Linked DNA regions of Homo sapiens: region 2 is linked to region 1. A link is a loop called in an ENCODE intact Hi-C map of the cell type or tissue named here. Cell type or tissue: heart left ventricle. All regions are shown on one strand.

Region 1 (8,000 bases):
TCAGAATTAGCTCCTGTGGAACCTGACTATGGATAAGTATGTTAATAAATACATTACATTTTTGAAAATTATGTAATGCATTTTTTTGGACACAGGGCACTGTTCATAACTGTATATATGCTTTACCTCTAATACAATTACTACTATAATTTACTTCCTAAGTTGGTTTCTGTTTGGTTAATATACACATGTGTTAGCTCCAAGATAACTGAAGAGCATTTTCATGCTCACCAAGCCAGCTCCAAACCAAGCACAATCCCAAATCTGAACTCTTATTCCTAAAGTCAAATCAAATCAGATGGGTCCCATGGGAAGAAATGAGATATGTCCAGGCCAACATCATGATTAGACCCATCTCCAATGTCACACTCACAAGTCAGTTTCCTAACCCACTCAACCCAACATTTTACCTCCAAAAAAGATGACACAAGATCATGCTTGAAACATATGGGGAAAGCATAAGCATGAAGTTTTAAAAGGCAGGAGAGAGAAAATGTGTGTATTAGGCATTCAAACCTACTACAGAAAGAGGTTTCTTTTTTTAACTTTTATTTTAAGATTTTAAGTTCAGGGATATATGTGCAGGTTTGTTACATAGGTAAACTTGTGTCATGGGGGTTTGTTGTACAGATTATTTCATCACCCAGGTTATTAAGCCTAGTACCCATTGGTTATTTTTCCTGATCCTCTCCCTCCTGCCACCCACAACCCTCCACTAGGCCCCAGCGGGTGTTGTTCCCCTCTATGTGTCTCTGCGTTCTCATCATTTAGCTCCCACTTATAAGTGAGAACATGTGGTATTTGGTTTTCTGTTCCTGTGTTAGTTTGCTAAGGATACTAAGGCCTCTAGCTTCGTCCATGTCCCTGCAAAGGACATGATCTCATTCCTTTTTACGGCAGCATAGTATTCCATGGTGTATATGTACCACATTTTCTATATCCAGTCTATCATTGATGGGCATTTAGGTTGACTCCATGTCTTTGCTATTGTAAATAGTGCTGCAGTGAACACATGTGTGCCTGTGTCTGTATAATAGAATGATATATATTTCTTCCTTTGGGTATATACCTAGTAATGGGATTGCTGGGTCAAATGGTATTTCTGTCTTTAGGTCTTTGAGGAATCACCACAAGAGAGAGCCTTCTTTACAGGGAAAGCAAGCCTGGGTTTGAGGAGGTGACGGCAAACTATCGCTCAGGACCAAATCTGCCACCTGTTTTTGTAAATAAAGTATTGTTGGAACACAGCCATGCCTGTTTGTATATGTATTGTCTATGGCTGCTTTCAGGGTAAAATGGCAGCTTTGAGTAGCTTGGACAGAGACCGTGTAGCCCATAAAGCTGACAATATTTACTATCTGGATGGATCTGTACAGAAGAAGTTTGCTGGCCCCTGGTTTAGAGTTTTACATTTGCTGAAAACAGTAATTATTGAACAGTTTCTTTACGTTTGCCACAGAGCACCATTTGTGCCTCGGTCTTAAAGCAACCCTACATCTCATCACTTTGCTGCCATAAGTTCTGAGAACAATTATTTCTTTGTTAACATTTGGTAAACTTATCTCTAGGGACATAAAAGAAGGTTGGGAACATCTCTGAGGTTTAATTTCAAAACACGTTGAGTTTAACATGGGGATTCACCAAGTGCTGGTAGCTAGAATAATGATGCACTTATCCAAAGACTTTTCAAGGGGAGGTTACTGACTAGTGCTTTGTAGTACAGGCCATGAGAGTAAACATGAAAAAAATGGGCATAATTCCTTTTCCAAGTTTTAATCATAAATGATCATTTTTTTAAAGATTCCAATAACTTGCCCACTAAGAAAAAAAAAAGGAAAAAAAATGGGGGAGGGAGATAACGACACAGTGGTTTTGTTCTAAAACAGTCATGTGCAATGTCATGGTGCCATCTACAGTATTTCAATATTTTCACCCAAACACCAGAATTTGAAGAAGCCCTATAGACACATATCTATTTATTGAGGGAGAAACGTTTTTCTAGCACAACAGTATAAGAAGGCTTTAGGCTAAAATTTTCTCTGTGGTCACGGTCTTCTGTCTTCTTCTCCTATGAACCATTTTTAAGTTTATTCCGTTTCCTGACAACTTCTTAGTTCCCATTGTGATAGTAAATATTAAAATTAATGAATGCGCTGTACCTGGTAGGAGTGCAATGAAACTGTTCAAAAATGTTGGGATTTAGTATCTGCTCACGTTCACACAAACACAGTCACTATTGTCAAATGCGCTGCAGTGGTGGAGTGTAGCAACAGGAGGGATGAGACCCAAAGGTCTGAAAAGCCAGTATTTTAAGAAGTCTTGGAAAATGTGGAGGTTGAAAAATCTAACAGGAGTGCTTGCTTCAGCAGCAATTTAGAGTAGATTAGCATGGCCTCTGCGCCAGGATGACATGCACATTCCTAAAAGTGTTCCGTGTTTTAAAAAAAAGAGAGAGACAGAATCTAAGGGGATGTGTACATTTGCTAGAGCTACTATAACAAAGTACCAGAGGCAGGGTCACTTCAACAACAGAAATTTATTTCTCACAGTTCTGGAGGCTAGACGTCCAAGATTAAGGTGTTGACTGGGTTGAATTCAGCCCATAACAGGAAATAAGGAGTTAAATAAAGCACTTGCTTCTATTGTTTGTACCTAAACTTAACAGAACACAGTAAGTAACAAGTCATTGGGATGCAGAAAAGAAAAAAGAGAGTGAAGGAAGGAGAGAAGGTGAAGGGAGAATGGAAGAGAGGAAGGGAGGGAGGAAAGAAAAGTTTGATGAATGATTGCAGTCTAAACTGGTTCAAACAAGAGATCTTGTTTAATTAAGGAATTCATCCCATCTCTGCCTATTAGGAGGAGGAAAAAGTCTAAAATAGAAGATGGTGAAAGTTGGATGACCCCAGGCATTAAGGCCATTCATCTTTAACTGTTATGCTTGGATCATGCAAATGTGTCTGGTAGCTACAAGGGTTGCTGTGGGTACTGAATGTTTTATTGTTCTGAGACTATCAAAGAAAATAGCCATGGGACATATAGACCACAGAATACTATACAGCCATGAAAAAGAACAAGATTGCATCCTTTACAGAAACGTGGATGGAACTGGAGGCTGTTATCCTCAGCAAACTAACACAGAAAACCAAATGCCACATGTTCTCACTAATAAGTGGGAGCTAAATAATGAGAATTCATGGACAGAAAGAGGGAAATAGCAGATACTGAGGCCTACTTGAGGGTGGGGGCTGGGAAGAGGGAGAGGTTCAGAAGAGAAAAAACTATCTGATACTATGCTTAGTACCTGGGTAATTAAATACTCTGTACACCAAACCCCTGAGTCATGAGTTTACCTATATAACAAACCTGCACATGTACTCCTGAACCTAAAATAAACATTAAAATATTTTACAAAAATAAAATAAATTAACAATTAAAAAAAGAAAAAAATGAGACAATAAATAGATCCTGGGAAAAACTGTCCCCAGAAGTGTTCTTTTAAATTTGCACTACAGATGTAATCCAAGTTGAGTAAAATAGAAAAGCATGGATTTGCTGTTCCTGAAAGTCATTCATGGTTAATTGCCGAACACTTTCATCTGCAGTGTCTGTGGAAGGGTAGAACCTTAAGTAGTTTTTCATTCTCTGACTACTCAACTAGAAAGGCATAAGAGGCAACTCACTCTATGATATCTCACTGTTTGGCCTCTCCTGTTTCATAGTAGCAAAGGATTTTTGCACTTATCCACTAATTTATGATTTCTTCTTAATAAAGGAAACAAGAGCCTCTATTTATTATGATTCCTGCCATGTGTGAGGCTTGAGCTGGGTATTTTACATACATTATTTCATTTGATAATCACCTTTTCAAACTCTTCAACCACATAAATGCATTACAGAGAGCTATTTTAGATAAACATGGTTATAAATATGTAAACTATATAAAACCATATGTTAGAACCATTCTGTTTCATGCTTTTAGAAAATCTTACTATAGACCATAAATTAAAAACAGTAAATTATAAACCAAACACTTTTATGGGGTTTTTTTGGTCTTGCAGTTCTAGCTGAAGGAATACTGCACTTTAACTCACATGCTGATTAATTTTATTCACAAATTTTGAATTATAAAATGTGTAGAGTCACAGACAATTCAATTTTTTCAACACCCATTTTCCCAAGACAATAACCGAAGTATACATACAGTAGCCACTATTGGCAAAAAATGTATTCCTCATTTATGGAAAAAGTGCAAATAAAGAAAAATTGCTGTTTATAAGCATAATTCCAATGACTGCTGCGAGTGGGAAGCACAGTGATTTTGTGTTAGATCTCTAAGAGCTTACAAGATGGAAGCTTGTGGTGTAAGCATTTAGTGGTGCAATACTGTCATCTCGTGGTCAGTATGCAGTATTTCAGATTTAGTTGGAGAAAATGTCTGAAAATCGTTAACGATATTTCCAGTCTCCTTTCACATACTTACTCCCCAGAGAGTCTGATTTGTACACATAGACATGATAGAATCGGCTTGTTATTTAAACAAGCAGATGGATGTTGTATGAGATTGTTCCAGGAGTTTACTGCCTTAGACCCGGACGAGAGGGGCCCTGCCCTGGCCCCGTCAGTTAGAGGGCTCAGCTTTGACCTCTCCTGCCTGTACCCCTCTCCACAGATCAAGAAGTCCTCGGAACCAAGAAAACGCCCATCCAAAACCAAGCCCTTTTCTTCCCTTTACCTGCCCTCTATCTCACCTCACCAGCAGTTCCACTTTCCTGCATCTGGATGAATGCTCTAATGCTCTCACGTTGCCTGAGGTTTCATGAATAATAGCTGGCTGCCACTTCCCAGATATCATTTGCATTTGAGCAGCTTCCCGACATATAACACACCCCTTCCCAACAATAATAATGATGAAAGGAATTTTGAAGATGCAAAAACAGCCCCATGGAATAACTTTTCTCACCCCCTTCAAATCCTATCCCAGCATGTATACAAGAACATGTGAGCACTTTCCAAACCTTAGCTCTCCGCTGCCACCTTCAGGACGATTTCAGTAACCGCAGATACTGCAGCTGCTTAGCTAAGAAACATTAACACTCCCAGACAGAGAAACCTGGCTGAATCCTGAAATAGAGCCAGGTGAGAAAAAAGTGGTCGGCATTTAGTTTATGGTATTTAGCAAAATCTTGTAACATATTTTATTGGATACTCTATCAAATAACAGAATAACAATAGCTAACACCATATATAATGTAGACATGTGTAAGTAATAAAAACTGATAAAACGTTTTGTTTTATATGTATAACAAAACTATATGAATATAAATAAAAATATGTATACATCCTACAGTAACAACAGCTGATATTTATTTGGAGCTTTTTCTGTGGCAGGCAGTATTCTGTATACTTCATCACTGTAAATATGTTTACATGTTTTGAAATGTCTCAATAACAACATGAGGTACATACTACTCTTAGTATGTTCCTTGCCCGTGGGGGACTCCTGTCTTTGCAGTGAGTCAGAAGATAATGACATAAAGCATAGACATAGCATTGCCCTGCATTCATTCAACAAATATCACCGAGCACTGAGAATGCAGAGATCAGTAGGACAAGCAAGTTCTTTGCTCACGACCATGTGTGCAGGTAGGGAGATGAGCAACGGAAAATAAATATTTTTAAGGGAATATATGAGTGATAAATGTAGCTTATAAAATGTATAACTATACTGGAAATCAAAATAGGGTGACGTGATAGAAAGTGACTGAGAGGCTATCATACATTGAGTGGTCCAAGAAGAGTTGCTATTAAAGTAGGGCCAATCTAAAAAAAAAAAAAAACTATATGATGATCTATGGAGAACATTCCAGAAAGATATGAAGAGCTAGTGCAAAAACTTTGAGAAGGGAAGCATTTCAACATACTTGAAGAACACAAATAAGGCCATTGGCAGGGGTGAGAAGGGAAGGGAGAGGGTGGAAGAGGGAGGGCTGAGAGCCAAACACAGCCACAGCATGGAGGGCTTGATAAGCCAGGGCTGTGCAATGAGGTTTTTTACCAGGTGGGAAGAGAAGTTCTTAAAAGGCTCTGAGACTATCAAAAAGATCACTCCGGCTGCTCCATGGAGACAGGAATTTATGGTGCAGAGAACGTAGAAGCAAGATACCTAGTGAGAAATCACGTGCAATATAGAGGCTCAAGAGACACCACCTTTGACTAGCAATGGAAATGGACAGATCTAGAAGATCCAGGTTTGTTGTGGCCATGGAGTCTACAGGTGTACCTGATGTTTTCAATGTGGAACAGAAGGGAAAAGATGAACTGAAAGTCATACTTAGATATGGGAATTGCTATGACCTGGGAGGAGAAAGTTTCTGGGTGGCGAGAAGCAAATCTAGAGTTGTCCTGCAAGGCCCGGATGGAGGAGCCCATTCTGTCTTCCTGTTTGACCGCAGTCCAGCTATTGGACCTCATGGAGCCCTAATGTACTTATCTGTAAAAATGCAGGAGCAGGTTCCTGCCAGATCAGTTTCTCTGAGTCTCGTGGGATTTAATTGAAGTTGACACAGAATGACTTTAAAACCTTCCAAGCCAATGGCTAATGATGAAAATACATATGAAAATTAATTTGGGGGATCCTGTGCAGAGGAAAACAAAATAGTTCTATTCAACCCTCAAAGGAAATGTCCAGAAGTGAAGATGAAGTTATCTTTCAGAGTTCCAATACTCCTACCCCACTACCTGTTTAAAATGGACTTTTATGTTACATAATCCTGAAAATGTTAGGAGTCAAAATTCCTCTAGATAAATGTGGTACACATATACCATGGAATACTATGCAGCCATAAAAAGAAAACAAAATTGTATCCTTTGCACCAACGTGCATAGGAAATCTTATCCTTTGCACCAACATGGATAGGACATCTTATCCTTTGCAACAAGGTGCTTTCAGAAGCAGGATGAGCACTGCAATTGAAGGCTAAGAGGAAATGGCTCTTGGCCAATTTAACTGATCAGTCTGTAAGAAATTAAAAGGAACATAACCAGAGAGAGATAGGGTATCTCTTATGAGAACATCAGAGGAGCGTCTATGGCTGTGTAATGTTGACATTCTCTTCTCAACGTGGATGCAGCTGGAGGCATTTCCTAAATGAATTAACACAGGAACAGAACAGCAAATACCACATATTCACACTTCTAAGAGGGAGCTCAGTATTGTGTATGCATGAACATAAAGATGGTAACGATGCTGAGGACTACTAGAGTGAGGAGAGAGGGACAGGAGCAAGGGCTGAAAAGCTACCTATTGGCTACCATGCTCACTACCTGGGTGACAGGATCATTCAAACCCCAAGTCTCAGCATCACACAATACAGTCATGTAGCAAACCTGCACATGTACCACCTGAATCTACAATGAACATTGAAAAATGTAAAATAAACATTGAAATTATTTTTAAAACAGAAGCATAAGAATATAAATTAATAATGATATTCACCTTTTACTATACCTTGGTAAAAAATAATTATGAGTTCAGTTTAAAAAGTCTTCTAGATAACAAAAGTATCATACTGCTTTTAAATAAACATGGTAGGTTGGAGTAAGTTCTTTTTCATTTGGCAGTGACATTGCTCTTCACACAAGTTTCCATCAAGTATTGAACCACTTGGGCTTGATTCTTTCCCTCAAGTTACTTTTGAAGGAGTCTGTGAGGTTTGGGGATTATTGCTGTGATATCTGGGTTTTCTAAAGAAAATTCCAGGAAACCAAAAGGATTTGGGACAAAGCATACATGAACAGGAAACAGAGACATGGAAATAAATATTCCATCTTCTGGGAAAACATGCACCATTATCAATTATATGGAGCTAATCTTCATTTTAAAAATTGGTTCATCTTTCCATTGTCAGAGAGAGATTACAAAGATTGGTAATATTCCTGCCCTGTTCCTTAGAACTTTTAGAGAATTTCCATTTTCTAGTTTGCTTTCTCCAAAGACTTGG
Region 2 (8,000 bases), 1.2 Mb before region 1:
TTACCTTAGGTCAGGAGTTCAAGACCAGCCTGGCCAACATGGTGAAACATGTCTCTAACAAAAAAAGTACAAAAATTAGCCGGGCATGGTGGTGTGCACCTGTAGTCCCAGTTACTAGGGAGGCTGAGGCAGGAGAATCACTTGAACCCAGGAGGCAGAGCTTGCAGTGAACTGAGATGGCACCGCTGCACTCCAGCCTGGGCAACAGAGTGAGACTCCATCTCAAAAAAAATAAAAGATGTTTGAAGTGATGATGGATATCGTAGTTACTCTGATTTGATCATTATGCATTGTATACAGGTATGAAAATATCACATCTACCCACAAAATCGCTACAAAACTAAACAAAATGAGTTGTTAGAGTGGAACCTGATCTAATCTGACTGGCGTCTTTATATGAAGAAGGAATTTGGACACACAGAGGGACACCCTGGGTTAGTGAGCAAAAAAGGAAGACCATGTGAGGACACAGCAAGAAGGTGACCGTCTGCAACCAAGGAGAGAGGCCCCAGAAGAAAAAAAGACACTGCTAACACCTTGGTCTCAGTAAGAAAATTAATTTTGGCCAGTTGTGGTGTCTCAGGCCTGTAATCCCAGCACTTTGGGAGGCTGAAGCAGGCGGATCACGAGGGCAGGAGATCGAGACCATCCTGGTCAACGTGGTGAAGCCCTGTCTCTACTAAAAATACAAAAATTAGCTGGGCATGGTGGCACGTGCCTGTAGTCCCAGTTACTCTGGAGGCTGAGGCAGGAGAATCGCTTGAACCCAGGAGGCAGAGGTTCCAGTGAGCCGAGATCGTGCCACAGCACTCCAGCCTGGTGACAGAGCAAGACTCCATCTACAAAAAAAAAAGAAAGAAAAGAAATTTCTCTAGTTGAAGTCACTCAGTCAGTGGCGTTTTGTGATGGCAGCCCCAGCAAATTAATTAACCTGGGAAGGAGGCAATTTTATGAAAAGATGAGGACTAAGTTGGAGCAATGGATGTGGGTCACTCTTATAAGCTTTACAGTTAAAGGCAGCATTTTTTAGAGTAGAGAGAAATTTTTTTTTTTTTTTTTTTTTTAAGATGAAGTCTACCTCTGTCGCACAGGCTGGAGTGCAGTGACGCAATCTTGGCTCTCTGCAACCTTGTGCCTCAGCCTCCTGAGTAGCTGGGATTACAGGCGCTGGTCTCAAATTCCTGACCTCAAGTGATCCGCCCGCCTCAGACTCCCAAAGTGCCGGGATTACAGGCATGAGCCACTGTGCCCTGCCAAGGGTAGAGAGAAATTCGACGTGGAGAAACAGCCTTAGGGTTTGTTGGCTGGTTTCGTTTTGTTTCAGATAGGAGACAAGTGAGCATGTTTATACACTAAACATGTTTATACATATTTTTATACACTAAGCATGTTTATACAAATGTTTATACACTAGTGAAGAAGGACTTTTTAATGCCCTAAAGTTCTAAGAAACCTCAAGAAGAGGCTAATAACTCATGCATTTCTTCATTTTGGACCAAGACACTGGTACCAGCCATATAGACAGCAGTAGGAATCATTCAGGGGATACAAAGGTATGTAAGGTATAGATATTTCACTCAAAGAACTTTCTCTGCAATGGAGAAAACAAACACATAAGCAGTATATTACAGAGCAGTAGAAGGACTGTTAGGTTAAAACATACAGAAACATCTGGAAGAAATGACTACACTGGCCAGATGTGGTCTAAGAATGTTGTTTAGAGTAGGCTATACCTGACCTGAATATTAAAAGACAATATAAATTATTCAGCAAAAATAAATAAGGATAAGGTTAATAAGAAAATGATAAAGTAAGTTTAGTAGCTTTTGCAAAAGCAGGAAGGCAAAAGGATAGCATAGAACAATACTGTTAAGAAGATGTGCTTATTCTTTAGTTAGAATGAATTGCTTCTTTTATTTTCTCACACACTAAATTAGTTTAGTTTGACTGAATTAGTTTAACTAAAGTGTGTGTGGGGGGGATTTAATAACTACACATTTGCAATAATTTTGCAATAACTATTTGCTGCAGTGCAAAACATCACTAATAAGATCTATATTGATTTGGGGTCCAGAGCATTTAGTTACAGGAATATCATAAAGGCTACCAATATGTTAGTTTCCTACTGTACACATTGCAGCAAGTTTAGTGGCTTAATACAAATTTTTCTTATAAGTGTGAAAGTTAGAAGTCTGAAATGGACCTCATTGTTTTAAAAATTGAGGAATCAATAGGACGGTGTTTCTTTCTGGATCTTCTAGGACAGAAATGATTTCCTTGACTTTTCCAGCTTCTTGAGGCTGCCCACATTCCTTGGCTCATAGAGGTCTTCCATCGCCAAAGCCAACAACGGCCTTTCAAGTCTTCCACTTGTTGCATCACTCTGATACTGAATCTTCTGTCTCCCTCCAAATTTAAGAAACTTTCTGATTATATTGGGACTATGTGGGTAATCCCGGATAATTTCTCCATATTAAGGTTGCTAGCATAGTCACAGATTCCAGAGACTGAGAGGTGAACATCTTCGGGAAGCCGTTATTCTGCCCATCAAAGTATGTGCTCTGGTCCTGAAGATTCAAATTCAATCTACATGCAAAATACATCCACCTGTCTCATCATCCCCAAGAGTCTCAGTACCTTACAGAATCAACTCGAAGTTCCAAACATCTTTTACTTCTTATCAACTCTACTATATGGAGAAGATTTTTGGAAGTAAAGGATGTGTGAAATTATTTGTATATTTTAATTATTTAATTGCATGTATTTGATAACAATTTAAATGACAACAATTTTGGTCAATGTAAAAGAAATGTTTAGTTTAAGTCTCAAAACTGATGTTACGAACATTGTTATGTTCATAAATGAGGGTAACAGACTAAAAATAGCGAGTACACTCTATTAGTATCTCCTGTGGACATTAGTATCTCATGTGGATCAATTGGGAAATCATTATTCCTACAATAAATTTTCAGAAATAAATCTGAAAATAAATCATGAGTTGTATCACATCATCAGTGTGCACATTTATGGAAATGTAATAGAATGGCCATAGAATATAGGTTATGCTTATAGAATTCTACTCCAGGAACTGGAAAATTTACAGCTGCCTAAACTTATCACTGAACTCAAGAAATAACCCCTTCAGATATTTTCCATGAAGCTTTACTCAGAGTTTACCACAGGGCTTAAAAGACTACTGAAACTACACTTGGAGGCCTTAATATTTTTGAAAGAAGGAACATTTTATAACCAGAAAATTAAAAATAATATTATTAAATTTGTGATCAATCTATAGACATTTACTTATGGCAGAAGGGTTGCTTGGGAAAATGATTTATCTTCCATCATCGCATATTAATAAGAAACCAGAAAATAGCTTCCTTCTGCCAATCTTGACTGCTAATGATAATTACAATAATTTGTCTGGTCCCAGTTGTGGGAGGAACGCCATGATTTCTTGTAACTCTCTGTGCAATGTCATCAGCTCTCTTAAAAACCCTGAAACTTGTGTGCTATTTCACTTTTCACATTCTTTTCCTTACCCAAAATTACTATAGCAGAGCTAGGTTTCGACCTCCAGTTTTTCTAATTCAAAATCCTATACATTTTTTTTCACTTGTCTCAACTTGAAAAAAACAGCAATGGTAGATGTTTTCCAGGGAAACTGGCATTTGTAGATATTGCAGCCAATTTGTGTGTGTGTGTGTGATGTTACATGTCCATTCACAAGTGGACACAGTTCATGTTTTCACTCAGATGCCCATCTTTAACTCTTTATCCAACTTCAATTGCCTTGCCTGTCTCTTTACATTTTAATTGATCAGTAAATACAACCAATTCTGATTTTGAAAATTGCCTCAGCCTTTTCAGGTCTTCATTTCCTCTGTTATAGAGGAATATCATAGAGGTAAAGTGCTAGTTTCCTAACAACATATTAAAGCTACATACAGTCAACATGACTTGTTGATATTGACCTTGGTCACCTAGTTAAGGTGGTGTTAGGTTTTTCCACTGTAAATTTACTATTTTTCAACTCTTTCCATATTGCACCCTTTGGAAGAAAGTCACTATTAACAGCTCATACTGAAGAAGTGAGTTGTTTTGATTATTTGGTATTCTTCTACAAGGCAGATTTGTTTCTTCTCTACTACCTATTCAATTGTGTATTGATATCTGTATGGACTCAGACATTGATTTTATAATTTGGACCATAATCCAATGCTACTTTGTTTGCTTTGTTGCCCAAATTGTTCTAGCTATGGACACTTGGAGCTTTTTCAGTTTGTTCCTCGGACCCTTTGACATGCCCCCATCATTGTGGGTTTTCTTTTCTTCCTTTTTTTTTTAGGACTTTCTGGCATTATAAGATATAGCCCTAGATTCAACTTGCATATTTCATCTATTTTTAAGTTATTAAATAGCATTTACTTTGTGATCCCATTTGGGGAAATACATGGAATTCAGATGCATGTATTATAATATGGAATAATATCAAACATTAATAGTGGTTATGCTATCTCCGGGTAATCGTACTATTAGTGATTTAGTTTTTCTCTTTATGAATCTTTATTTTTATTATGACATATTACTTGTGTTAGAAATCAATAATATTGGATGATCAGAAAGGAAATAAAAATATTCTGAAGGCAATAATAACTTATTTATAAATCAGTGAAGCCTGTGTCTCTAGACTGACAGGACATGAGGCAATTTTAGAGTGGCAGGTGCCCTCTACTGGTCAGCTGCTCAAACCCTCTATAGACTAAGAGCTGCATCCTTAAAAACAAAAGCCCACCATTTTCTTAGCACTGATATCTCAGGAGGTAAAAAAGTACTTGGGCTTTTGCTAGAGATTACATAGCTACATATCTGAGGGGTCACTACGTGAACTTAAAAATTGACTCCTATAAATGTGAAGTCTGTACTGTGGATTGTGAATTAGAAATGGATATGTGTGAGAACAGGCCTAGAAAAATATCACACATGCTGACTTGCCAATGTTGGACCTCTTGAGTCTAATCTACAAAAAAATCTCCTTGGATGAGAATATTTTGTTCATGACCTCTCTGCTGAGAATGTGACCATGTCTGCTACAGAGCTTAAATAAATAATGCTGAGACTATTCATTACAAAGCTCCCAAGGAGAAAAAAAAAGCAATTTATTTTATGTACTACCTTAATTAAGTTTAAACTGCCTAGTGTGAATTTTTGATGAAGAACAAAGATATAATAAGTGATTTTGCCTAGGGAAGCTCATGTGCTGAGTCAATACTTATTGAGCACAGTTCTCTTTTATATTAGATGCTGCTCTAAGAAGCTGCGTGCAATACAGCATCAGATGTTGCAGAGCTCTGCATATGGGGGGCTTGCACTTGTGAGCAGAAACAAACAATAGGCAATAAACTTGATAAATGAGTAAATGACTTGATTGGTAGCAGGCATAAAGAAAACCACAGTGTATTAAGGGCCACTGGGAGGAGTAGGGGTGGAGATGCAGCCAGCTTGCTGTACTAAGAGAAGAGACAGAGTAGGCCTCTTTAAGAAGGTGATGTTTGAGCAAACTAGCAATACATAAACAAATAAACCTTAAAATTCTTTTTTTTAAATTCTGAGAGTCATCTTTTATATAACAAACTGTAGTTATTTCTAATTCCTCCTAGGATAAAATGAAAAAAATTTAAGGAGGCCTCCAGGGCTTTGTAGATTCCAGCCTCAGCTTGGTTCTCCAGCCCATTTTTAACTAGCCCCTCTTTTTGTTTACTCTGTTTCAAGCATATTGATTTTTGTTTGTTTGTTTTACTTATTTTCTTTAATGACCAAAGCCATTCCCAACTCTGAATCTAAACACCTTTTTCCTCTGCCGGGATTCTGCCCTTGCCACCATTCCTACCCTTTAACTCTCAATTGAAATACCATTACCTCAATAAAACCTTTTCCGGGTCACACCAACCATCTCAAACTAACAACTCCCTGAATTTCACCTTCCAATGTTACCATGGTTATATTTAAATTCCTACGTAGTGAATTTTGTCTTCTCCCAGCCTCTAGCCACACTCTACTCCTGGACCGGAAGCATTTTGAGATCAGGGGCTTCATCTTGACTGTCTTCCCAGCACTTCGTATGGTAGCTCATAGTAGTCGCTTAATGGATATTTGTTGAACAAATGAGTCAAACTTTTTGTTTAGTTCCCTGCTGCCCCATATGGATAACCTTGATTATCTGAACATTTAGGGGAAATCTCATGGAGGCACCCTTTTATAGTACAGAATTTCCCTCATGCCTTCTTTGCTACGAGGTAAATTTAAATCATGGGTGCAAGGAGTCAGACATGACAGAGGCAGAGATTCTTGATTCAACAAGTATGTATGTCTATTTTCTCTTAGAAGCTCAAACTTTTGTATGTTCCACACTTTATATCACGCACAATGATGGAATTATGGGAAAGTGAAACATCGTAGTTTTGATTATAGTGGTGATTAATTTGGCACCGGTCTCAAAGCCGAAAAGAGAAAGGGGGAGAAGAATGGGGAGAGTCCCTGAACAGCTGATCTATGCTGCCAAAAGACGCAGCTTCTCAAATTACTTGGAGGAGCCAGAGATCCCTTAAATAAAAGGAGAGGTGTCTAGGTTTGTGCATTTAAAGAGACATATTCCTTTAAAGCAAATTTTTCAGCGCTGACTACACATTAGAATCACTAGGAAAGATTTTATGAATACAGGATATACAAGTCATACCCTAGGTCAATTATATCAGAATCCCTAGGGCCAAGACCTAGGTATTGATGGTTTTTAAAAATTTCTCAGGTGTTTCTAATATACAACCAAGGTTGAGGATTACTGATTTAGATAAAAGCAATTTACTCTGTTAATATGCAAATATCTCTAGATGAGGATATATATATATATATGTAAACAGTTTAAATATAATACACGTAATACTTATAAATAAATTAAATAGAAATTAAATAAAATGAAATATCAGATTCTTTCTAGTTTACCTGGTCAGTAAGAAAATGTTTTTGATGAGGCTAGACAGGGCGCTAGTGGGGGAGAGAAAGTTCTGGAGCACTCTTTCTCAATTGGGTAGTGAATGGCTGGGAAGGATTAGGAAAAGTTCTAGGATATTAGTAATCTAAAAGAAAACAGGGCAGAGTATGGAGGGGATGTGGACAGAAAAACCTGAAGTTAGAGATGACCATGTATATTTCAACATTCCACAAGTATATCTAGGTACGTACTGAATCCCAAAGAGAATGGGGCTCTCAAAGTCCACGGGCTGGAGAAAAAAATTTTTGTCCCCAAAGGGTCTGAGAGAGAGCAGGGAGTAAAATTGTATAAAAATCTGTTTGGGAGAAGAAGTCATTGGGGCCATGATCATAAAGCTAGAAACAAAGACCTTCAATTTATGTAATAATTAACAGCAGTGACACTGTGCCTGTAAAGTAAATAGAATTGGATGCAACACACACACAAGATGGTGAAGCTTGTTTTGAGAAATCTATGCCTCACTGAATTTTATATTCTTGAAAGACATTTTCATCAGTTTAGATACTTGACTTCATCAACTGATTGACTTTCACTTAAATGTTACTCTTAATGCAGACTCTAACCAAAAATTATGACCATGTGGACTTAATTAAGTCTAAAGTGTTTAAAAATTATTTCAGACTCGAATCATCTACTATATTGTTCATACCAGTAATTATGATTAGGCAGGAAATTTAAGAAGACTATTGGAATATGAGAAGCAAGGAAGGTAACGTCTCCCTTATATAAAATAAATAAACTTGGATTTGAGATTCCCTAACTGTGGACATAGCTAGTCATTTTGATAGAACAAGTTCCAGTTCTGCCACACTGGCATTCTTGGTAAGTACCACATATATAGCTTTTAATTTTGAACAAATACTCTGGTAGATAACAGTTGCTTCTCATGCCAGTTCAATTGAATTAGACCCAACTTGGCTTCATAGGTGCAACTGAGGATTAAGGATGGCAA

The links. Hi-C counts contacts between places; a loop is a spot of excess contacts. Peaks named below come from ENCODE experiments on the same cell type or tissue, not always from the same donor. Only the 100,000 strongest peaks of a DNase experiment are listed, where the experiment ranks them.
Region 2: it touches region 1 in a loop (3-fold over the local background); 10 of 110 quality-filtered maps call a loop at or near these places.

The regions. Positions count from the first base shown.
Region 1 is chr21:28,740,851-28,748,850 of GRCh38, forward strand. It overlaps a transcript of HEMK2 not described here and the pseudogene LOC124905067. Among named protein-coding and RNA genes, the nearest start is that of HEMK2, 140 kb to the right of the region's middle. RefSeq lists a silencer at 1,757-2,051 and an enhancer at 4,761-4,850. In heart left ventricle, CTCF peaks have their summits at 1,918, 4,378 (motif pointing left) and 5,069 (motif pointing left); a DNase peak (open chromatin) is centred at 5,011; H3K4me3 peaks cover 627 bases; H3K27ac peaks cover 1,018 bases.
Region 2 is chr21:27,560,145-27,568,144 of GRCh38, forward strand. No RefSeq gene overlaps it. Among named protein-coding and RNA genes, the nearest start is that of LINC01673, 74 kb to the right of the region's middle. In heart left ventricle, CTCF peaks have their summits at 4,732 (motif pointing left) and 4,933; no DNase peak of the experiment used is centred here.